3 separate regions of the Homo sapiens genome follow, and regions 1 and 2 are each linked to region 3. Evidence: chromatin loops called from intact Hi-C (ENCODE). Cell type or tissue: GM12878. All regions are shown on one strand.

The links. Hi-C counts contacts between places; a loop is a spot of excess contacts. Peaks named below come from ENCODE experiments on the same cell type or tissue, not always from the same donor. Only the 100,000 strongest peaks of a DNase experiment are listed, where the experiment ranks them.
Region 1: it touches region 3 in a loop (3.0-fold over the local background); 2 of 110 quality-filtered maps call a loop at or near these places.
Region 2: it touches region 3 in a loop (5-fold over the local background); 2 of 110 quality-filtered maps call a loop at or near these places.

The regions. Positions count from the first base shown.
Region 1 is chr10:62,704,950-62,712,949 of GRCh38, forward strand. No RefSeq gene overlaps it. Among named protein-coding and RNA genes, the nearest start is that of ADO, 96 kb to the right of the region's middle. In GM12878, no CTCF peak of the experiment used is centred here; DNase peaks (open chromatin) are centred at 3,017, 3,832 and 5,491; H3K4me3 peaks cover 404 bases; H3K27ac peaks cover 1,835 bases.
Region 2 is chr10:62,774,715-62,782,714 of GRCh38, forward strand. No RefSeq gene overlaps it. Among named protein-coding and RNA genes, the nearest start is that of ADO, 26 kb to the right of the region's middle. In GM12878, no CTCF peak of the experiment used is centred here; DNase peaks (open chromatin) are centred at 3,500 and 4,907; H3K27ac peaks cover 970 bases.
Region 3 is chr10:62,650,422-62,658,421 of GRCh38, forward strand. LOC124902436 (talanin) reads left to right here. Exons shown (of 6, transcript XM_047426120.1): 2 at 4,422-4,509; 3 at 4,946-5,060; 4 at 5,975-6,065. LOC105378327 (a long non-coding RNA gene) reads right to left here and starts at 5,164. Exons shown (of 3, transcript XR_946002.3): 1 at 5,005-5,164. RefSeq lists enhancers at 2,190-2,239, 2,790-3,039, 4,658-5,857, 4,918-5,087, 4,935-5,164 and 2 more and a silencer at 2,440-2,489. In GM12878, no CTCF peak of the experiment used is centred here; DNase peaks (open chromatin) are centred at 3,020 and 5,190; H3K4me3 peaks cover 1,606 bases; H3K27ac peaks cover 3,518 bases.

The DNA of each region.
Region 1 (8,000 bases), 55 kb after region 3:
CTCTTCAGAGACTAGATTTGGGTGGAAAGAAAGGGAACATAATTTGAGTGGACAAAAAGGAAATGGGGCTGCAGGAAGGGAAGGGAGGGACCCAGGATGGGGCAGTAGACTTCTCTATCCAAATGGGCTTTGTGTCAGCCCTGAAGGGAGCACAAGACTGCAGGAAAGAGGAAAAGCACCTTCTTAGTCTTGTGTGCTACTCACGTAGTTCAGGACCAGCAGCACCAGTATCACCTGGGAACTTGTTAAAAACAGAGACGCGTTGTTCCACCCCAGATCTCTTGAGTCAGACTCTGTATTTTAACCAGGTGCCCAGGTGACTCTCATGCACAATGAAGTGTGAGATCTACCACCTAACCCAGGACCTAGAATGGCTGGCTCTTAATACATGTCTAGATAGATAGGTTTCTGGACGAATGGAGAAAAGCAGTGCAAACTTTGCTTTCAATCAGCCATCCTGCATTCATTCTGCATCCACAGGGTGTGTAGAATTGTCTAAGGCTGTGGTTCTTTGGTTCGCCCTCAGCTGTAAATTAGAATCACCTGGGGTGCTATTAACACCAGCTGAGCAATTCCCAGCTCCAGAGTTTCTGATTCAATTGGTCTGGGGTGGGCGCTAGTCTAAAGTGGTGTCAGCTGATTTCATTTTTGCAAGACAATCTGTACCAACTAAAAGGGCTGCCAGTGAGGATCCAGAGATGTGCCATTGAGTCTACCCTCGCTGAAGACACAGCCAGTGAATATTTCAGGAGTTAATGCCATACAGGAAATAAATATTTAGCCCCAATTTGTGTTGCCTTTCTTTCCTGTCAATGCTCCAGAATATATATATATATATACACACACACATATATATATATATACACACATATATATATATATGTGTATATATATATATAGCTCTTAGTGTGGGTGGTTGGAGGGATAGGAGGCTGGTGTTTCTGTGATGGGTGTTAAATTGTTTGACCTTTCTCCAAATAGATTAACCCATTGCCTGAGTCATGTTTCTACTCTATAGGCCCATTCTTCCCTAAACCCCTCCCGCAACACACACATATAGAGAGGCCCCAAATTACCATAGCAAGCCTAGGTAACTCAGCTTCAGTGTGCCTCTTTTCCTTGGCTTCCTGAGCTCAGAGAGGTTAAGGAGCAAAGCTGTCAACCAACCTTGAAGCCATGCCTTCGGTGGCTGTCCTTGAGTACTGCAGATGCATGGATTTTCATCAACCCCTTTCTGGTTGGGGATTACCTATTCCTGGACCACCCCACCAGTAAGGAAATGCACTTTAGCATAATTGGTCCAGCTGCATCTCTGAGCAGTATTCACCACCCAGAAAATTTAATAAAGTAAGTCATGTCCTCTTCTTCTCTCTTTGGAACTTCTCTTAATTAAAATTATGCCTACTGCAAGATAAGAACAATGGAGAGGTGAGATTTGGGCAGTGGCCCATCCTGTGCATCATTTTCTCATTAAAAACTTTTAGGGAAAAGCTCAAATGTCTTCACAATTCAGAATTCATTGAAGCAATTTGGACATCTCAATCTCCTTTCCTTTGCCTTCATGGGTATCATGCAGGGAGAAGAAAAATGAGAAAAATGAATGATGAGTGAATAAACAATGCTAAATCCAAGTTAAGAAGAAGGATATTTAAACATGAAAGGCACAAGTTGTGATGAAGGAACGTGTGTAGGTGAAATTAGCCCTGACTTCCAAGTGCTTTGATCAGTCTGAGGATTGGAAAACTTCTAAGGGCATGAAATACCTGTGCCAGAGTGGCGTCCTGGAAGGGAGACAGTGATTCAACTCCAGGCTGCCTGTCAGAGATGTTCCAGTCTCTCCTCACTTGTGATGCTTCTATAGAGTTTTCACATGAGAGCAGGCTGTCACCATTTGGGAAGAGAAGGCATCCTCTTGCTGACTCCTCCTCCCTTTGATGCCTGTAGAACTTGGCCATTAAAATCTGCCTTGGGCTAAAACTCAGCAGGCAAGTTTCCAGTCAGAGAACAGCTTTGACAAATTTTAATAAAATTTAATAAAACCTAGTTCTGATTGGCAATAGAGGATTTGAGTTAGGGAAAAGTTTACCTATGTATTTAGGTAGACATGTGGGATGGCCACACTTTCACTGTGGAATGCTACATAGTAGTAACTCTGGCCTGTTGGCATTTTGTTCACAACTGCTGGTGTCTTTGATCCAAGAATCACACGGGGAATTGGGAGTTTTCTTAGGCATTGTTAAGGCATTTATAATGTCCTAGGTTTGGGTGAATTTTGTAAACTTCAGTATTGTTCTGTACCAGCTAGCTAAAGAGGTTTAAAAGCTTTAAACAAAAATAAAGGGCAAAAGGTATTTCAAAGTGTTTATTTAAAGCGAGGCATTTGGTTGAGTTTGGTTTTAAATTAATAGAATAATTGCATTGTTTGGAAACACAAAAATGCTTTCTTTTAAAAACTTAACTTTGTTATATTTATCTGCTCTAGAAGATTCTTAGTAGTTAAAGAAGGTTGGCTTACTTCTGAATATGGGTGGCATGCATACCTCTATGCCTATCATAAAGAGATGTGGTTGTGGTTGTACTTCATTCAAAAACACAGAAAAAACATCAGAGTGCCTCAAAATAATCAATCCATTCAATGCCTTTTGCCACTCTCCTTCTACATGCCTACACCACACAGGGGATCTGCAAGTGGCAATCTTGCCACTTACGATTCGTTAGGAACTATAGCTATTCACAGTGTAGCTCCATCCATTTGTCCTAAATATGGACATGTCCCATCACCTTACAGAGAATAATTGAAAGCTTCTTCTCTAACAACTTAGCCTTACCGAAAAGCTTATCAAAAAGGTTATTACATAGAGAAACAACCAGTTGGCATATGCAATAAAGACCCTCCAAGTGCTTCCTTCAGGTATGCCTTATTGATAGATGTATTTTGTCGGCAAAGACTGAAAGGTCCCCACAAAAAAGTCTCATTTGTGCCCTGTTCTCCTTAGCCCAGTTGTTCATTTCATTAAGGTCATAGAGAGACATGTTCCGAGAATGCTATGCAAATTATCTAAAATTAGTGTAAGGCTATTTTCACCCTGCCAACCCCCTACTCTACTGATGCTAAATATATATTTATATATATACATATACAAAGCAGAGACTATAAGTAGCCTAGCTCCCATGAATGCCTGCAGCCTAATACCAGTGAAGAAAATATATTTGCTAAGTATTTGTCTTTTCATCTAGAACTATTCAAATGCCATTTGATCCTTTTGGAATCCAAACGGGTATAGTAACATTAAAGTTTATTTTCTTGCTTTTTAAAGCACAAAGGAGCCAAATCTATTGTCTTGATTGATCTGTGTTTTCTTGCTGCACCAGCAGATGAATTTTATGTATTTGTGTATTTTGATTCCATCTCTCCTGGTGTCATAGATACAGGAATATACTTAATCTCTGACATGCATTGCAATGCCAGAGCAACATGGTAGTGAAAGGCTTCCAGGACAAGTTCTCCTAAAAGCTCATCCTCACAGGTTAGCTCTTCTCCTTAAAAGTGTATACTAACTCCTAAGAGAAAATTTGTTTTTAATGGTTCCTGGGTTTTGTCTCTGGGAGACTGTTTTGCATGTAAATTCCTTTGGACCAGAGTCAGGAATATCCTTTCTGTGAGCCTTTTGGGTATATTTTCATGGCAGCCAGTTCATTCTGTGTTAACTAAAGTCTATCAGTTGGTTGATTTTTTTCCATCGTATCCTGAACCAGAAACCTCAAGATCTCACGTGCCCGTTAGTCCCTGCCCAAGACCCAAGGTCAGATGATTTCCCACAGAGCCAAATATAGAGAAAACAAAACAAAACTCACTGAGCCCTACTGTAGGAGGAAGAAGAGGAGTGTTCCACTTTCAGAGCAGCTTAAACTACAGCCTGTGTTCCCACGATGCAGGGAGTATCCCTCCACATTTTGTAAATGTTCCAAAGGGCCATGCCAGGTAATATTTTGCCATCAGGATGCTCAGCTTGTGGCCTACATTAGATAATGCATAATTCATTCTCTCAGATTGCTTTTGAGCTAGTTGAGAGAGTAAGATATAGACACATAAAATGATTAGTAAATTGTTGGCAAACAAGTGCTAATACAGATGTCTGGAGACTAGTTAATGAAATGCAACAAATCTGTGTTTCTAAAACCCCTCAGTTCGTAATGATTGGTCATGCTTTCATCTACCATAAACCCAGCATCTCTAGTAATAACCCTTGCTTCCAATTTTAATTCAGCAAGCCTAGTCATGGCTAATTTCTCATTAATCTCCTAGTCAATGAGATTCTGTTACAGAGGGGCTGAATGACTTTTTAAGATAGACTAGTGGGACCCCAAAAGATACTATGAGCCAACAGTACACTCTATATTCTAGTTGTTTCGACCTAGAGATGACTATTATGACTCAATAAATCTATTATTGGAAACAAAATATTTTTTAAAGTGACTTACTGTTGTAACTAAGCAAAACCCACAAATCCAAAAGTCCTGTGGCCATGGTATCACATGCGGTGAAACGTCAGCTATAGATGTCCACCAAAAAACAGTGTAATGTTCATTTGCACAGTCAAAACAAACTTTTATTAAATGCTTATCCCATGCCAAGACCAAAGTATACAAGATAAGTGAAAAAAATGGTTAAGAAACATACAAATGAACAAATCAATAAAATGGTGTGATAATTACTATTAGCAAAAGAATCTAGAAAGTACTAACAGAGTACTTATAGTAAAATGAAAGAGTTTTATAAGGAATCAGGAAAGGCACTCCAGAGAAGGTGACATTTGATATGGGCCTTAAAAGATGAATAGGAGTTCATGAGAAGTGGCAGCACAGCATATGTTCACAAACCACTATATCTACAGTATCCAATATGAAGTTTAGAAGTATGTGAACACATAACACTTCTAAGAGGAGCAATGAGTGGCTTGGCATGGCTGGAAATAAGGACACAGGGAGATTCTGAGGTTAAGAAAAGACTGTTTTAAGACTGTGAAGGGCCTTACGTGCTCTGCGAAAGAGCAAGTATGGGACTGCTAACTGCTTTTAAGCAGGAGGACGACATGATTAGTATGTAAAAGATATACAGAAGGAAAGATACGAGGTGGGAAGGGAAGGCCAGTATTCCAATAGCCAGAGAAAGAGGTAATAAGAACCTGAATTATTTATATCTTTATTTGTTTGTTGCCTGTTTTCCATCTTGTTTCAGAGGAAACTGAAGGCAGCATCTAAGAATGCATAAAATATGAAGTGGTATAAAATAAGTGTAAAACCAAAGAAGAATGAAAAACAACGATCAAATGGCTCCATTCGAGATGGGGCACAAATGAAGAGTTAAAAATAAACGTTCTACATATTGGTTAATGATTGCCCAAGAGAAGTATAACTCACTCTTCTCGGTATTAACCCAAAACAGGAACTTCTCCTAAGTGAAAGAAAGGCTCTGGAAAGTCATGAATAACACCCTCAAAAACTTCCTTCAGCTAGCTTTGCAGATCTGATTTGGTACAGGGTTAGATTTGATCTGGATGGGCCCTTAAAATCATCCTCCCTTCATGTTGTTTCTCAGGGCTGAGCACTTGATAAAAACTGGATGGTCCAAAGCTAGAAAGGGCCTCAACTAACAAGGATCTGAAGCTACTCTGTACTCTTATTGATCACAGGTCTTTTATCTTAGTAGATGATCAATTTAGAAACAGGACCAGTATCTCATGAAAGTTGAAGCTGGCACTCCATAAAAATGGGAATCTCAAGAGAAAACCTGTCCCCACTGGAAGTGAGTCAAGGGAGAATAGACAGGTAAGAAAGATCTTAAAGGCAGAGGTGATGAGGATGGAGAAGAGAAGATGTTTGAGAAATATTTCCAAGGCACAATTAATAGGGCTGTTCACAACTGGATGTGGAAAATGAGAGAAAGAGAAGGCAGAGTTGAAGTCGCACTCAAGTTCTTCACTTGGGCACTTGGATGAATGATAGTGATAGAAGAAAACAAATAAGAAAGAATGAGTAGGGTTTTTGGAAAAGATGATAGAATTCCATTTTGGTAATGTAATGTTTGAATGAAGGTGTTCCAGAAGCAATTAGAAATAAAAACCTAAAGCTCAAGCGAGAGGTCTGGACTAAAATTATAAATGGATAAATCACTGAATTCTTGGAACCAGACAAAGACCTAGTAATGAAAGAAATCACCCAGGAGAAACCTACAGCATGAAAGAAAAGAAGACAAGAGGAAAAGGGCAAGGGCAGAGGACTGAGGAAAGCACATTGGAGCAGAAACAATGAATATTGACAGGACAATAGGAAGTATTGAAAAGGATCAAGAAAATAATTCACAGGTTGAGAACTATGAAAAAGCAATATTGCAGAAGCCTATAGAGGAAGAGGAGAAGCAAATGGCCAATTGAGCTATCCCTACAAAGGTTTCAAGAGGGATGGGGACCCAAAAGATGCAACATGGCCTTCAGGAATCTTAATCATGATGGCTTCCATGGAAGTCATCTAAGATATTAACCCTGGTGGCCTAATACATGAATGCAAGTGGAAGGAGTAGAGAAGGTATGCATGGGCTACTCCTATAAGAAATCTGGCAATAAAAGCAAATATAGACAAGTGGGAATACAGCAAACTAAAAATTTTTTATATAGCAAACAAAACAGTCATCAGAATGTAAAATAAAGGCAACCATGGAATGGGGAAAAATATTTGTAACCCATATAGCTAATAAGGGGTTAATTTCTAAAATATATAAGGAACACCTACAACTCTATAGCAGAAAAACATATAACCCAATTTTTTTTTTTTTTTTTTTTTGAGACAGAGTCTCGCTCTGTCACCCAGGCTGGAGTGCAGTGGCGCGATCTCTGCTCACTGCAAGCTCCGCCTCCCGTATAACCCAATTTTAAAATGGGCAAAGGACTTGTATAGACTTTTCTTCAAAGACATACAAATGATTAACAGATATATTAAAAGATACTCAACATCATTAATTATCAGGGAAATGTAAATCAAAATTACAATGGGATATTGCCTCACCCTTGTTAGAACGGCTGTAATAAAAAAAAGTAACAAGTATTAGCAAGGATGTAGAGAAAAGGGAACTCTTGTACACTGTTCTGTACAATGTAAAATGTAAAATGGCCCAGCAGCTATGGAAAACAGTGTATGTAAAATGGCCCAGCAACTGTAGAAAACAGTATGGTGATTCCTCAAAAATTAAAAATACAACTACCATATGATCCAGCAGTCCCACTTCTGGGTATATATAAAAAAGAAATTGAAATCAGGTCCTCAAAGAGAGATCTGCACTCTCACATTCATGGTAGCATTATTTTCAATAGTCAAGATTTGGAAACAACCCAAATGTCCATCAACAGATGAATGGATTAAGAAAATGTAATATAGCTTGATGGGGATGGCATTGAATCATCAAGCTACCAATTACTTTCTTCACAGAATTGGAAAAAACTACTTTAAAGTTCATATGGAACCAAAAAAGAGCCCGCATTGCCAAGTCAATCCTAAGCCAAAAGAACAAAGCTGGAGGCATCACACTACCTGACTTCAAACTATACTACAAGGCTACAGTAACCAAAACAGCATGGTACTGGTACCAAAACAGAGATATAGATCAATGGAACAGATCAGAGCCCTCAGAAATAACGCCGCATATCTACGACTGTCTGATCTTTGACAAACCTGAGAAAAACAAGCAATGGGGAAAGGATTCCCTATTTAATAAATGGTGCTGGGAAAACTGGCTAGCCATATGTAGAAAGCTGAAACTGGATCCCTTCCTTACACCTTATACAAAAATCAATTCAAGATGGATTAAAGACTTAAACGTTAGACCTAAAACCATAAAAACCCTAGAAGAAAACCTAGGCATTACTATTCAGGACATAGGCATGGGCAAGGACTTCATGTCTAAAACACCAAAAGCAATGGCAGCAAAAGCCAAAATTGACAAATGG
Region 2 (8,000 bases), 120 kb after region 3:
GAAACTGTCCCTTTCTTCATCTCAAAGAAAATAAGTGAGGATGGGCCAGGCAGGGTGGCTCATGCCTGGAATCCCAGCACTTTGGGAGGCTGAGGCAGGCAGATCATGAGGTCAGGAGATCGAGACCATTCTGGCTAACATGGTGAAACCCTGTCACTACTAAAAATACAAAAAATTAGCCAGGCATGGTGGCGTGCACCTGTAGTCCCAGCTACTCAGGAGGCTGAGGCAGGAGAATGGTGTGAACCTGGGAGGCGGAGCTTGCAGTGAGCCGAGATCGCGCCACTGCGCACTCCAGCCTGGGCGACAGAGTGAGACTCTGTCTCAAAAGAAAAAAAAAAAAAGAAAATAAGTGAGGATGAGGATGAGATACCTGGAGCATTAGCAGCCATCTTGCAACCATGAGGGGAGAAACCTAAGACCAACATGTTAAGAATAGCAAACACAACCTGGGCCTTGATATAATTGTTGAACCACTGAATTAACCAATCCTGAAACTGCCCTACCTCTAGGCTTTTTATTAGGTGAGATAATAAATCCCTCCTTACTTCAGAAGCTTAGAGTTTGTTTTCTGTGTGCCCAAATCATCCTCATTGACATGGTACTATCCTAATTAGCATATCTCCCAGGCTCCATATTTTCATTAATAACCTTATTTCTCTAGCAGCAGCATCAAACTCTCATCAATGCTCAGCTATCTGCAGGATAATGTGCAGTGCTTTGATAAGCTCATGATGGCTTATCCTCATGCTCCATGCTGCCTCCTCAGCCTCAGCAGAACCAGATATTCTGAAGTCTACGTGGTCAGAAAACTCCACTTCAGTCATGGTTACAAAAGGCTCTGAGGCTCTTCAGGTTCACCACTGAAGGTTCTCTATTTCCCTTCAGCCACCCACAACCTGCCTACCCTGAAGCGTCTCACTGACTGACTCTAAGAGGGGGCCGCATACACTGCTCCTGAACACACAAGCAAAGGGGTGTTAGATGCTCGAAGGAGAAAGCCTATGGAAATAACAAAATCATTTGGCAGAGAAAAAGAGATCTATATATGACAAATTTGCTATAATTTGGGGCTTTTATTCTTATAAGTGAAGATATAACATGTCTTGTGCGCAAATTATATGGAAAGATGAAAAAGCTGTGAATACACAAAAATATATCCAGATAGAGATCTATTATAAATGAAAAATAGCATTTGGTCCTATTAAGTGGTTTATCATAAATTGTCTTTTCATAGAGAAGATTTAAAGTGTGGTTAAATGTCTAAAATGTCAACTGACACATATGCATGTATCTTTTTTTTCCCCAAAAACAAAGTTGTCATGCACGGCTGCACGCTTGTTATGGAAGAAAATTTTGCAAAATAAAATCATGTGTTGTCCTTACCCAGGACTCCCAGTGTTCAAACGCCACTCTGAGCGGGGCAGTGAGCTTGCAACTGATTCCCATGACTTCTCTGAATCTCATTTCGGGACCACTTTTTAAATGTTCACTCTCTCATTTTTACATGAGGACAGTACACTAAAGGGGCTCTAAATAAATACTATCTACCTTGGCATAAGAAAAATATACTGCAAACTTTTGTCCCAAGGTTTCATACCTACAGGGCCTTTGCAAGACAGCATCAAAAGGATTTAGGATCTGACTCCCAATTGAGTGAGGCCAACGACTTTATTTATATCTTCATGATATAATATTCCATGGGCTTCTTTTTTTTTTTAAGACAAAGTCTCTCTCTGTTAGCCAGGCTGGAGTGCAGTGGCACCATCTTAGCTCACTGCAACCTCTGCCTCCCGGGTTCAACCAATTCTCCTGCCTCAGCCTCCTGAGTAGCTGGGACTACAGGTGCGTGCCACCACGCCCAGCTAGTTTTTGTATTTTTAGTAGAGACGGGGTTTCGCCATGTTGGCCAGGCTGGTCTCGAACTCCTGACCTCAAGTGATCTAACTGTCTCAGCCTCCCAAAGTGCTGGGATTACAGGCGTGAGCCACTATGCCCGGCTAGTATTCCATGGACTTCTGAAACTAGTGATTTCTTATATTCACGTTTTAAAACTGTTTGTCTTAAACCAAAAACTTTGGACACTGAGTTTGTCAAAGATACTTAGAATCGAATAAGTAGGTTTTGAATATACAAAAATATATCCAGATATAGAGGTATTATAAATGGAAAGATAGTATTTGGTTCTATTAAGTGGTTTATCATAAATTATCTTTTCATAGAAAAGACTTAAATTGTGGACAGGCCAGGTTACCAAGAGAGCTGATTAGGTCCCATCTGTTCAGTGCCACCTTCAGATCCACAGGGTGGCTGAAGTCAGAGCCAATATAAATATAAAACAGAGGGAAAAAAAAAAAAAACTTGACTGGCTTCTAGTTAACAATGTTTTAACAACTGCTTTTTTCCTGAACAAATTAAAAAAAAAAAAAGTTCAGGTATTGTAGGTCAAGATGCTCTGGGAGGTTGATCGCAAAACACCACAGCTGGTCTTTACACAAATAGAACAAGACTTTTCCACCTAGAAAGGGGTCTAGGTAATACTTGGGGAAAGTATACATTTCCCCTAAGGATGCTGCTATTGCTTAAAACACTTGGAGAACTTCTCCTTCATAATTTCCTTTCAGAGCCTTAAGCACATTCTTTAGAATATTCTCAGTGGTGATGTACCTTTATAATTTAAATTTTTATTTCATTTAGGGGATGGGTGGGAAGATTTTAAAGGAAATGATGGGGAGATTTAAGTAGCCAACAATCTTTTGAAGGAAAACCCAATGAATAAAGTTGGTCAGTAAAAAAGGTTAGTGCTTTTTCACATCCATCTTATTCACCAAAAAGAACAGTTTTCAAATGGGAAAAGAAAGGCAGCTATCATTAAGAAGGCACTAAAATTTAAGACAGATTTTTTAATAATTGCTAATTTAAATGAGAAGAATTGCATCCCATGTGCCTCCCTGCAAAAGACAATGAAAACAAAAATGTTTCAGATGTAATCAGAGAACCATAGTCAGTGACATTTTAAAAATCAGGGAGAAAGACTAAGGATAGATCAAAGCCCCTAAGACTAAGATATAATCCTAAGACTAAGGATATTTCAGAGAGAAGGAACAGATTGGGAGAGGAAAAAATGGAATCCAGAAATTTCATGTTGTTTCTAGAAAAATTCTATGATAGGGTGTTAAAATATGACTCCAAATTATAGAATGCTAGATATAATTGAGTTCATAGTTTTCCAGATTTTTTTTTTAAATGGTGGGTAAAACAGACAAATTGACTTGCCTGAAGTGATAAAACTAAGCATCACAGGGAAATCCAAATAATCACCCAAGTTTACATCCTGATGCCTTCTTACAACACTTAAAAAATAAAATAATGATCACTAGAAAGAAGTGGGTTCAGAAAGAGACCAACAGAATCCACAAAGTCACAGCAAAGTCATCTTTAATAAGTGATTAAATAGGGAAACACCATAGAGTCAGTGTATCAGCATTCTAGCAAAGCATTTCATTCAGCATTGGGTGATATCCTTGCAGACAAGATGGGAAAATGCCACCAGGTGCTAGTAACAGCCAGGAGGATTTAGAATAGTTGGGTGGTTTAACAGTCATAGCAAACTTGTGGGTAGAGGCCACCTTCTGTGTGCAGCAAGGCTCTCATTGAAACATCTGTATTATGACTTTGGGGTAGAGATGGCAAGTATGTTTATCAAATCTATGTTATAATACTAAAAGAAAATTTGAAAAATTGACGTAGAATTCAACCACCACCATTATAAATTGTATATATACGCATATATATACACATACACATATGTAAACACATATATGTATAGATACATATACACACTCATATATGTATATGTGTATATAGGATGGAGGAAGCTGGCTTATAATGGTTCACATTAAAACAAATTTAAAAATAAACAACAGCAAATAATTCTTACTTGACCACAAATTCAATAGAAGCCACCAGGGCAGTATGGATACCAAAAAAAGCAAACAGTCTTAATCCGTATGAACAGATAGTGTCATTGTCCCCCCCACACTTTGGTGTAGGGGCTTCAGTGACTCCATCCAGAGGATTATGTTTCATTCCCAGCCCTAGGTTTCATGAAGAACCTCCACAAACTAAGTCAGCCCAGACAAGGGTGACCAGAACAATGAAAGCCAGAAACTTGAGAAGGGGAGAATCTGATATGCTTAGCTTGAGAAGAGAAAGCCTAGATGTTATAGGATGGTTGGTTGTCTTCAAATATTTGGAACAAGTCATGAGAAAGGGAGGGAAGGCATGTTGTATGTAAAAGGAAAGAACTCTGGCTGCATAATAGAAGAAGCCAGATTCATCTTCACATCAAGAACTTTCTTACCAGCCTTCCTGGCCAGCAAAAGGATGGATGGCTGCCTCGCCATGTGTGGTCAACAATGGGTGCTTCAGCACCACAAGGGCTCGAGGGAAGTTGGGTGACTATCGGTCAGGGAACCCCTGGGAGACATTCCTGCAGCTGGAATTAGAGGATAGATCAGATGCTTTCCAAGAGCCTTTTCCAAAGTTAGAGTTGGGTTTTGTTTCCAAGAGTTGTGACCATGAGGTTTTGAGAATGATTTTCTCTCACAGCTCATCTAGCATCTCTTTGGGTCATTTTCAAAATAGGCTAATCTTCTTCTTAAGATTTTTATTCATGAAATTCTCTTCCACAAATTAGAACTAACATCCTTTCCCATTTCCACAATGCCTCCTCCACTAATCCCATTAGCCTCTTTCTAGGATATAGAGATAACTGTAAACTTGGCCAGAGAGCCAGCTTCAGGTGTTATCTTCCTATATTTGTCTCCTTCCTGTTATTGTCTGTTTGTGGCTCTTTTAGATTCTGAATCTCCTTAATAAGCTGCTGGGTCTAAAATTGGCCCTTTGCCCAGAGTGGGGTTTCCCCAGCCTAGAGGTATGAAAAGACACTTCACACTCTGTGGCACGGGGGAAGTCCCAAGGCCCCCACAGAGCTAAACTATTTTATTTTAAATATTAAATAGAAAAGGAGCTTGATTAGTGGGTGTAGAAAAGAGGGGAATTTTCAGTTGTGAAATAGTGACTAGATTTTCAGTTGTGAAACAGTGACTATTTTAACAATAAAAGATCATGTCTCATCCTTGACTCACACATATACATCTGTTTGATCAATTTGCTCTTTTACCAACTCTCCAATATTCTACTAGCACCATCAGAATAAGCTGTTCAGCCTGTGCAACACAGAGAGACCTCATCTCCACAAAAACAAAAACAAAAACAAAAAACAACAAAAAAAAATTCGCCAGGTATGGTGGTGTGTGCCTGTAATCCCAGACACTCAGGAGGCTGAGGTGGGAGGATGGCTTGAGCCCAGGAGGTTGAGGGTGCAGTGAGCTATGATCGTGCCACTGCACTCCAGCCAGGGCTACATAGCGAGACTCCATCGTTAAAAAAAATAAAATTAAACAAATAAATAAATAAATAAATAAATAAGTAAAAGAAGCTGATCCAGAGGTACCAGAGTTACAACTAGATAACACGTTATCATCTGAACCAAACAGAAAATTTATGTTTACTTTTTGAAAATATTGAGAAAATCTCATTTGTAGTCAATGTCCAAGTGTTTCCCACATACCAAAGGCCTTAGACAAAGTTTTGTATAACTTTCATCCATTAACAACTCACTGGAAAATGCCAGCGAATTTGGGAGTAAATTCATTCACCTTCTATGGGTTAAAAATGGGACTCCTCAAGTCATCTGGACCCTTTAAAAAAATCTTCATAGCCTCCTTTAACAGACCAGTGGAGGAGAAAAAGCTGGGAGAGAGTCTATGTCTACTCAAGGCTATCACTACTGAGTCCAAGTGCATGGTAAAGATGAAAGAGAAACAGCTTGCATGGGTCTACTCATCCTATTAACCCACTGGGACAAAGATCTAGAGGCAGGTCACAGTGCTTAAAGACTAACAAAGGAAAGTTAAAGGAATTGGCAATGAGGAGATGGAGGAAGCAGGAGGTGGAAGACGTTCACTCTAAGCATCTGGATCCATAACTGGGCACTGAACTTTAAATTCCAAGCAAGGAGAAAGGAATGGGGTCCATACAGGTTAACCCTCAAAGGGCCCATAGCTTCCTCTTTGCTGTCCCATCCCCAGATTTGGAGCACGTGTGTAAATTGAGCCTACTGATATAACAATCTTGTCTGTCAGGGACCTCTCTGGTTCTTCCTATGTTATACCAGCAAGAAGGGATGGAGGGTTCTTTGAGGATGATCCACTGAGATGCTAATCCACAAAATAATAACCCCAGGAGATGGGTTAACAAAGAACAGAAGGTGTGAATCATCAATAAAAGTAAAAATTTATATTTAGTATACATTAAGAAGTATACCCCAAAACTAGTTTTTTTTAAGCTGCCAAGATTATTCCTGCCTGAGAACATCTGCCAGGAAAGTTCTACTCAGATCTTACCGTGGCCAACTCCTTGTTGCCCTTCAGGTTCCACTCAAGTGCTACAATCACAGAGAGGATTTCTTTGGTGTTCCAGACTAAAGCAGCCACCCAGTGGCTACTCTACTGTCCAGTTTATCGTTGTGTCACTCTTATTTTCCTCTCAGTACTTAGGGCTTTTTGCAAGATAATTATCTTCTTCCCTTGTTTCTTTTCTATTGTCTGCCCCTCCTTCTGGAATATGAACTCCATGCAGACAGGAATCTTGCTTGTCTTTTCACTGCTATATTCCTCACCCATAGGTACCATGGAATGCATGGAATGAGTGTTTAATACACATTTGTTGAATGAATGAATGACCAAATCAATGCTGGTAAGTTCTCAGTTCCTAATAATTCAGAACTAAGCAATTTTCTGGTTTTTAATTGAATATCTAACAGATTTTCTTGCGGGGAGAACTTCATTCCCCAATAATACCAGACAAATGGAGCATGTAAATAGGAAACCATATTGTCATTGAGATTTAAGCAATTTTACAAACAAAATTTCTTTCTAAGCACACGCTATTAGAGAAGACAGACTATGAATCACAATTGTAAAATAAAACTATCTATCACTTACTGTTTCTGACCCCTATACCACTACTCATCTTTCTCCTGACACCTAGGAAGCTGTTGTATGCAAAGGCCACCTCTTTATTTCACTGAGCATCTTTTTCACTTAGCTTCATTGTGTGAAATTATTTCTCTTTTATTCCTGCCCCAGAAATCTAAACAGAGTCCCAATCTTATATCCAGGAACAGCAGAAGACTGGTGCGATATAAAAGTATTACTCTCACTGGTGGCTGGCAAGATGGCCGAATAGGAACAGTTCTGGTCTGCAGCTTCCAGCGAGATCAACACAGAAGGTGAGTGATTTCTGCATTTCCAACTGAGGTACCCAGCTCATCTCATTGGGACTGGTTAGACAGTGAGTGCAGCCCACAGAGGGCAAGCCAAAGCAGGGTGGAATTTTGCCTTACCTAGGAAGTGCAAGGGGTTTGGGAACTCCCTCCCCTAGCCAAGGGAAGCTGTGAGGGACTGTGTCATGAGGAATGGTAGTCTGGCCCACATACTATGCTTTTCCCATGGTCTTTGCAACCTGTAGACCAGGAGATTCCCTCAGGTGCCTACACCACCAGGGCCCTGGGTTGCAAGCACAAAGCTGGGCAGCAGTTTGGGCAGACACCGAGCTAGCTGCAGGAGTTTTTTTTTTTTCATACTCCAGTGGCACCTGGAACACCAGTGAGACAGATCCGTTCATTCCCCTGGAAAGGGGGCTGAAGCCAGGGAGCCAAGTGGTCTAGTTCCGTGGATCCCACCTCCACAGAGCCCAGCAAGCTAAGATCCATTGGCTTGAAATTCTCACTGCCAGTACAGCAGTCTGAAGTTAACCTGGGATGCTCCAGCTTGGAGGGGGTAGGGTCATTCGCCATTACTGAGGGTTGAATAGGTGGTTTTCTCCCATAGTGTAAACAAAGCCCCTGGGAAGTTTGAACTGGGCGGAGCCCA
Region 3 (8,000 bases):
GCCTTAGACATGGGCTCCAGCTTCTGGTGAGGAGGCTTTCCCTATTGCCAAACCAAAATGTCAACAATCAAAACAGATGGGAAATAAGGAGACCTTCCTGGGAAGTGGCTGTTGTTTAGCCAAGAAATATTGAAGCTTTTAGAGTAGTGTCTTTGAAAGTCAGAGCAGATTCAAGGCAGTGAATGCCTTCATCTGGCAAGACTGGAAGAATGGATCTGCCCAGGCAGACACAGTGACTGTTGTAGTGGTTACTCACACAGTTGTGGCAGGTCACGGCTGTCTGACTCTTCCTCCCGCTTCATCTCTTCCCATTCTCAAACCTGTGATGGAGGATTTTGTTTTGTTTTGAAAAAATACTACATCAGTGTTAATGCTCTCAGAGCACTAAATATCAGCAAGAAATGGATTTCTCCATTTTACAGACACTCTATTTTGAAAAATATTGAAGATCTAGTCTTACCTTCAAGAGACCAGTAAAGAGCCAGAATGGCCCCCTAAGATGAAATTACAATGATCACCTTGACTACCCAAGGCCTCCTTAGAAGGCCAAGGAACAGAAAGAGAGGGAGAGAGGAAGACCCCAGGAGAAGTGCAGTCCAAGGAGTCCTGCAAAGCAGACTGTGTGGACTGAAAGGCAACTTGCCCTATTTTGCACCGGACTCATCTGCAAAACGGGATGATGGTATCTTCCCCATAGGGCTTCTGTGAGTATTAAATGAGTTAATACATACAAAGTGCTTATGACAAGGCCTGGCACATAACAAACTGTCAATAAATGCCAGCTATTATCCTCCTCTCCTACTCCTCTTCCTCCTCTTCTACATCTTCCTCCTTCTCTTTGTCTTCACTCAAAGAACTTTCCTGGTCTGTCCTTAGGAATTCCATCTTTGTTCTGGTAATCAATGGAGCCTGTACACCCTTTCACATATTACAAGATATATTGATGGTGTTTTCACAGTAACTATTTTAGAGATATTTGCAAAATTATACTTGACCCTGAAAATAGCTTTGATTGGCAATGATGCCATCTCAGACATTCCCCTGTGCCAAATACTGCCACTGAGCAGAGAGCACAACATGGATCACGGTCAATTTGGTGACTCAAACGACAATTTAGGTTCTTACTATCATTCATCCCACAAATATTTATTGAATGCCTACCATGTTCCAAGCCATAGCAGGAACACCAGGATGAATCAGACAATGATTTTGTCTTAAAAGAAATTTTCATCCAAGGGCAAAGAAAAATCAGGTAGATATTTTAAAAATATAGACAGAAAGTGATATGGGGCACAAGAAAAACACACCTAGAAAGCTGTGCACCTCAGGTGACAAGAGAGAATGGTTTCTGCTGAGAACTCAAAAATAGAGACTGCAGTTCATACAAATGCAGATCACCGATGCCACCATCAGTAGTGAATTTTCTCAAGACAGTTACCTCGAACCCAGGTATTTGGTCTTTGTCTAGGGGTTTTCATTCACCAGAACTGTCATGCAGGCCAAGTTTGCCATGCTTTCTGCCTTTATATCAGCAGCTCCTCTCCCCCGCCCCCACCACAACCTTCACACACATTGCAGCAAGGCATCCAGTCCTGGATCGCAACTCATGCTCCTTAACATTCCTACCTCAGTCAAAATGTCCCATCATAGAGCCATTGTTCTACAGGGACCCCAGGTGGAAGTGGGCCAGTCTTCAAAGGAGAGATCACCAACAACATGTGCATAATATATTTGACATATGGGACCTCTGAAGTTATGTGGGTATTCATTCAGCCTATGTTTAAAGCTGTAGCCCAAAGCATTATAGACACTGAGTCAATGGTGATAACAAATCCAATAGGTTTTCACTAGCTCGATCACAACAAAACCTCAATAACTGGCTGGCAACTGCAAAGGTTAATGTGGCTACAGTTTAGTCATCCCATTGTAATCTCTGTGAACGGCACAGGCTGAAATTGTGCTGAATGCAGTTTGCTCACCAAAACTGGGAGGCCCTGCCTGAGAAAGCCATGGAGTTTGACAGCTGAACTTGGGCAAAAGAATAAATATTTTTAGATAAAACATATCACAAAGGAATAATGGTATTTGTTTCATGTTTTAAGCATGCCAATTGCAAAGATACATGCATGTGGCTTTGTAGATGTCTTTCTGAGTTGCATTTGTATCTTTGTCAATACAATATCATCTTACCTTGATACACCACTACATGTCTTGGCTATATGACATCAGTGTCTTGCACAATGGTATTGTGGAAAGGTCAATACTGTGCCAACCCACCTACAGCCTCTTCTGAGGGTACCCATCCTGCCCACACTTTCTGCTGAAGGGACAGGCCCAGGAAGCCATACTCAGTACCCAGTGCCCCACTTCCTCTATCCATAGATGATTGGCCCTGGCAGGGCACCTGAGCCAATGGCAGACAACCCATATGCTGAAGAGAGAGGTGCAGACTACTTTGAAAGATGGACTGGACCAATCAGATTCTCTCCTAGGGCCCTGAACTTGAAACAAACAAATAACCATCAGTTAGTACAGGGAGCAGAAGAAGACATGGCATTTGTTGCTTAAACATAGAAATCAAACATCCATGAACTCCTACTGTGGAAGACCTGGGAGCTTCCTTGAATCTAGAAGCATCTTCGAGTTCTGGATTCCTTAAGGCCAGGGTCTGATATGGCTCCTGCTCTTGGATTTACCATTTAAAAATAATGTAATGTAATGCAATATGTGAAATCCCTTTGTCTTGAGTTGGCTTGAATAGATTTCTGTTTCTTGCAACAAAAAATAAAAGCCAGATTAAAATCAGTGGGATATTAACACCTGGTCCCAACTGATCTCCTGGGCCATAAGGCCATCTGGAGAAATCACAAGAAGCAAGACAAACTGGCAATGTCTTAGCCATTACTGGGAAGGCAATAGAAACCAAAAAAAGAAAAAAGGGAACTGAAAACCTTTAAAGACGATTTGGAAAGTTTGTGTGCATGCACCTCCCTGTTGAGTGTGCAGTGACTTGTAGAGCCAGCACCGTGAACAGAGAAGATGGCCTGAGTTGTCGCTCATGAACGAAACCTAGCATTTGAATGCTCACACTTAAAATAGGCTATGAATGACTGCCGGTTATGAGACATGCTAGATGCACAGGAATCACAAGTGATCGAAGCCAATTCACAAGAAAAATCAGGATGATATTATTTGAAGCAGCCTCAAAAGCAGGTGCTAGGTTTAGGGTGTGTCTACATGGCCCTGGTTTTTATTTCCACTCAGCTTTGGAAACTAAATGACACTGCTGTCTATTTAAAACTGTGTCTTATATATGTTCATACAGAGTGTGTCTAAATAAAACATAATTTACAAACATCTCCACAATGGTAGCATTTCATGGCCAAAGATATTGCATGGCTTGGAGTTAAATACAATTTGGCCTCCATCTGTTCCAGTTGATTTAGAAATTGAATTATCATCACATTTGATCCCAGAAGACATCTTACAAGTTTAAAAACTCAAATTTGTAAATAGGAGGTTTCATGACTTAAATGGAATTTCCTGTGCCTCTGTTATGTAAATTACATCTTCTTGCTATAGGGAAGCAGTATGCTGAAGTGGGTAAGATATGGATGTTGGAGATAGTTGGGCTTGAGTTCAAATCCAGGCTCTGTGATTTATTAGTCATGTGGCCTTGAGAAAGTTACCCCTGCAGTTTCTTTATTTTTAAAGCTAGGATGATGATGATAATAGCACATACATTTCAGGATGTTGTAAAGATTAAATGGGTTAATAAACATACATGCTTAGAACAGTGCCTGGCTCATAGAAATACTCTACAAACGCTTGCCACTGTTATTGGTAATTCTTTCACTGAACGCACAGTCATTAAGCCAGTTCTTACTGAGTCCGTATGAGTACTGTGCTGGGTGTGCCCTTTTGTAATCCTGTTGAAAAAGCACAGCTCACAAGGAGAATAGGAATTCTCATTCTAAATTTATGGTTGCAGAAATGAAGCTTAGAAAGGAAGTTAACTAACTCTTTACAGCCTGCCTGGTTACTAAATCTCAGGGCTAGGATTAATAAATTCATTCATTTGCGCGTTCAACAATTTTTTTTTTTTCAAGACAGAGTCTCACTCTTGTCACCCAGACTGGAGTGCAGTGGCATGATCTTGGCTCACTGCAACCTCCACCTCCCGGGTTCAAGGAATTCTCCTGCCTCAGCCTCCTGAGTAGCTGGGATTACAGGCATGTGCCCGGCTAATTTTTGTATTTTTAGTAGAGACGTGGTTTCACCATGTTTGCCAGGCTGGTCTCAAATGCCTGACCTCAGGTGATCCGCCCACCTCGGCCTCCCAAAGTGCCGGGATTACAGGCGTGAGCCACTGCGCATGGATCAACATGTTGTTATTGAGCACTAGCTACTTATTATTCTAGGTGCTGGAATACAGAGAGGAACCAAACAGATAAAAATCCTTGCCTGCACGGAGCTTACCTTCAGCTAAGGGAGACAGTCAAAAACAAGGTAAGTCAGTATTATGCATAGGAGATTGTAAGGTGGAGTGCGCTAACAAGAAAACTAAGCTGGAAGGGGAGTGAGAATGTGTATGTGTGCATGTTGAGGGAGGTGGAGTTGACAATGCAATTGTTGCTAGAACAGATAACTAGGGAAGGTCTCACTCAGAAGAGGACATTTGAGGAAAGGCATGAGAGGAGTGGAAGCAAGCCATGGGAGTATCTGGGGGAAAGGTTTCAGGCAGCAGAAAGAGCACATGCAAAGGCCCTGAGGCAGGAGTGTGCCTTGCATATTCCAGGGACAGTAAAAAGCCAGTGTGCTGAGGCAGAAAAAGCAGAGAAAACAATGGGAGATGAGATTAAAGAGGTAAGGGATTGGCTGACATTGGTACTTACTGAAGAAAACCCCTCCCTATGTTCCTGTTAACTGGGGTTCTTCCACAAAGTCAACACATCTAAAGAAGCCACTGATGAAACAGGCTCCCCCTTGGAAAGACCATCTCACCTTCCAACCTCTCCATCCTGCAGAGAGGAAAACCCAAGTTTGGCGTTGGCAGTCAGGTAATTCATCAGATCTGGAAACCACCTCATCAGCATCCCCCTGGCCAACTGGAAGCAACCGTGACGTTGTGCTGAATACACTTGCAGAGTCGTGCTGTGGTCTCTCCGAGCTCATCACGGCACCTCCCTATGCAGGAGTTTCAATTCAAGGTCATTTTTGGTTCCTTTCAGTAGCAGACTCAGAACCAGACCTATTCAAGTGTCAGAACAGGGCAGACATATTAATAGCTAGACCCCAGTGGGAGTTCTATTTTCCATTTCCTCCTCCCCCATATTTATTTGTTTCTTCCTCTCCTCTGTGTGGTAAAGGTGATCTTGCATGATATTTTCAGATGAGGCTTAAAAAGGTGGAGTGGAGGATGGGAAGATGACACCCTGAATTGGAGCTCACTCTTTCTCAATCCCTCAGGCTGGAGTTGGGCTCCCTGGGTTCAAATCCCCATTCTATCACTTAGAAGCTGTGTGACCTCAGTCAGGATACTCAGCCTCTCTGAGCCTCAGTTTAAAATTTTGAATTGAGGCCAGGTACATTGGTTCATGCCTGTAATCCCAGCACTTTGGGAGGCCAAAGTGGGCAGATCACTTAAGGTCAGGAGTTCAGGATCAGCCTGACCAACATGGTGAAACCCCTTCTCTACTAAAAATACAAAAATTAGCTGGGTGTGGTGGCGCATACCTGTAGTCTCAGCTACTTGAGAGGCTGAGGTAGGAGAATCACTTGAACACAGTAGGCCGAGGTTGCAGTGAGCTGAGATTGCACCACTGCACTCCAGCCTGCGTGACAGAGCAGGATTCCATCTCAAAAATAAAATAAAATAAAGTAAAAATATAAAATTTTTAATTGGGGATGATGATGACATCTTCCTCAAAGACTTATCATGAGAATTCAATGTGGTCATTTAATTCTGTTTCAGGATTTAGCCAAATTTGGGTGCTATTTCCCTTTTGTGGAGGGACTTTTCATCACAATGAGAAGGACGTCTTAGGACTCCAGGACTTTGAGAGGTGGGTGTCCAAAACATGTGGTTGTCTCTGCATTTCCACTCAAAGCAGAATCCAGGTATTTTCCAGGTGCTTCCCTCTTTCTGCTGAAAGTTCACTTCATCTCCATCTGGGTGGTCCCAGCCTCCCAGGCTGGTAAGCCTCTTGAATTCTTAAGAGGAGACAGAGAGGTGGGCCCTCTGTGGTCTAGGGGAGAAGTGGCCCACTGCCTCAAATGGGAAACATGTTCTAACTGTATTTATTCCCTTGCCTGGGGCAAAAGCTGAAATTTTCTGGTCTCATGCAGGGAATTAAGGAAAATGTTTGTAAATTCTTTGGGAGAAACATGAAAACAACAAGCAAATATCCTTTCTAGAGAAGGAGATTTTTAGCACGTGAATTTGCAGATTATACACTTCTTCCTTCACTGTAGCTTATCTTTTGGGAAAAGGGCACCCAGAATTTGGTGAATGTTGTCTAATGGCCACAACTTATTAACCCTATGTGTTCCTGTAGACAGGGAAAAAAATTACTACACAGTTATGTCAGAAAGCCTCCCATGACAGGGATAGAGCAAACAGTCAATATTACTCCTGGCAATAAACCAATGAATAAATAATACATCAGGAATAGCTACAGCATTTCATAGAAACAGCCAAAGAAATTATCTTAAGATCATTGTAATTAGAAAAACATTCCCATGAAATGTGTCTGTAACTCAGTGATTTAAATGAATAGAATAATGTTTTCCTACTGGCTCAGATTACTACTTTAGACACAATTTATCGTGGTGTCTGATGAAGCTCCAATGGCAGGAGCCCTTCAGATTATGATTTTAAATTGTTCTGGCCTATTGATGGTGGCAGCAGCCCATCTGGAGCAGCCGCTGGGGGGATGCCAGCTGCAGCAGGGGAGGCGCAACCAGGGCTGCGTGCTCTGTGGAGCCACCCGGGGCCAGGAACACGTGGGAGTCCAGGTCCCCACCAAGTTGGTGGGGAGGGAGCCCTGCGCTCTCGGGTGCCCCTGCAGTGACCAGCCGCAGCTCTGGACCCAGGCATCCCTCTGCCCTTGGGGCCAGGAAGCCCCCCTTGCCCCTGCAGGCTAGGAAATGTCTGCTCCTGCTCCCTGGCCTCTCCCCACTCCCGGCGCCGGCTCTGATTTTGGAGCAAAGTTGTGTCCAAGCCCGTGCACTGTCACAACCTGGCCAAGGGTGCGGGTGCTCAGGGCAGCACTGACATGCCAGACCCGCAGCCCACCCCCTACCTCGGCCTCCTCCGGACTTTGGGCACCAACAGTGCCAGAGGGAGGCTGGGGGCGCTGAAGATGGCTCAGCGCAGGCCTGCACCCCTTGGCACAAACAGCCAAGGCGCCATGGACGGCATGTTGATGGTGAGAGGCAGGCAGGTTCCTGGCCAGAAAGGGGCAGGTCTCTAGTGAAACTCCACCTTCAAGCCAAGGACAGCCTGAATCCTGGGGACCAGGCTGCCAGTTCCGGGTGGAGTCCAAAGCCCAGAGTGAGAACTTATGGTGCTTTTTCCAGGCTTGCCCATGGCTGAGCATGAACCAATCAGCACACACTTCCCTGCTTCTGAGCCCATTAAAACGCTGGACTCAGCCAGACTCAGACAGAAGTCAGGACTAACAGCTGTGGGAAGGAGCTACCCACTTCCGGTATCCTTGACTCTTCAGGATTACCTGCCTGCAGGTACGAGCTACCCACCATGGGTCTCCTCTCCACTGAGAGCTGGACACTTGCCAGGACGACCTGTCTGTGGAAAGGAGTTACCCACTTTGTGTCTCCTGAGAGCTCCTCTGTTACTCAGTGAAGCTCCTCTCCACCTTGCTCGCCCTCCAGTTGTCCAGGCATTCCATTCTTCCTGGACGCAAGACAAAAACTTGGGACCTGCCAAATGGTGGGGCTGAAGGAGCTATAATACAAACAGGGGTAAAACACAAACC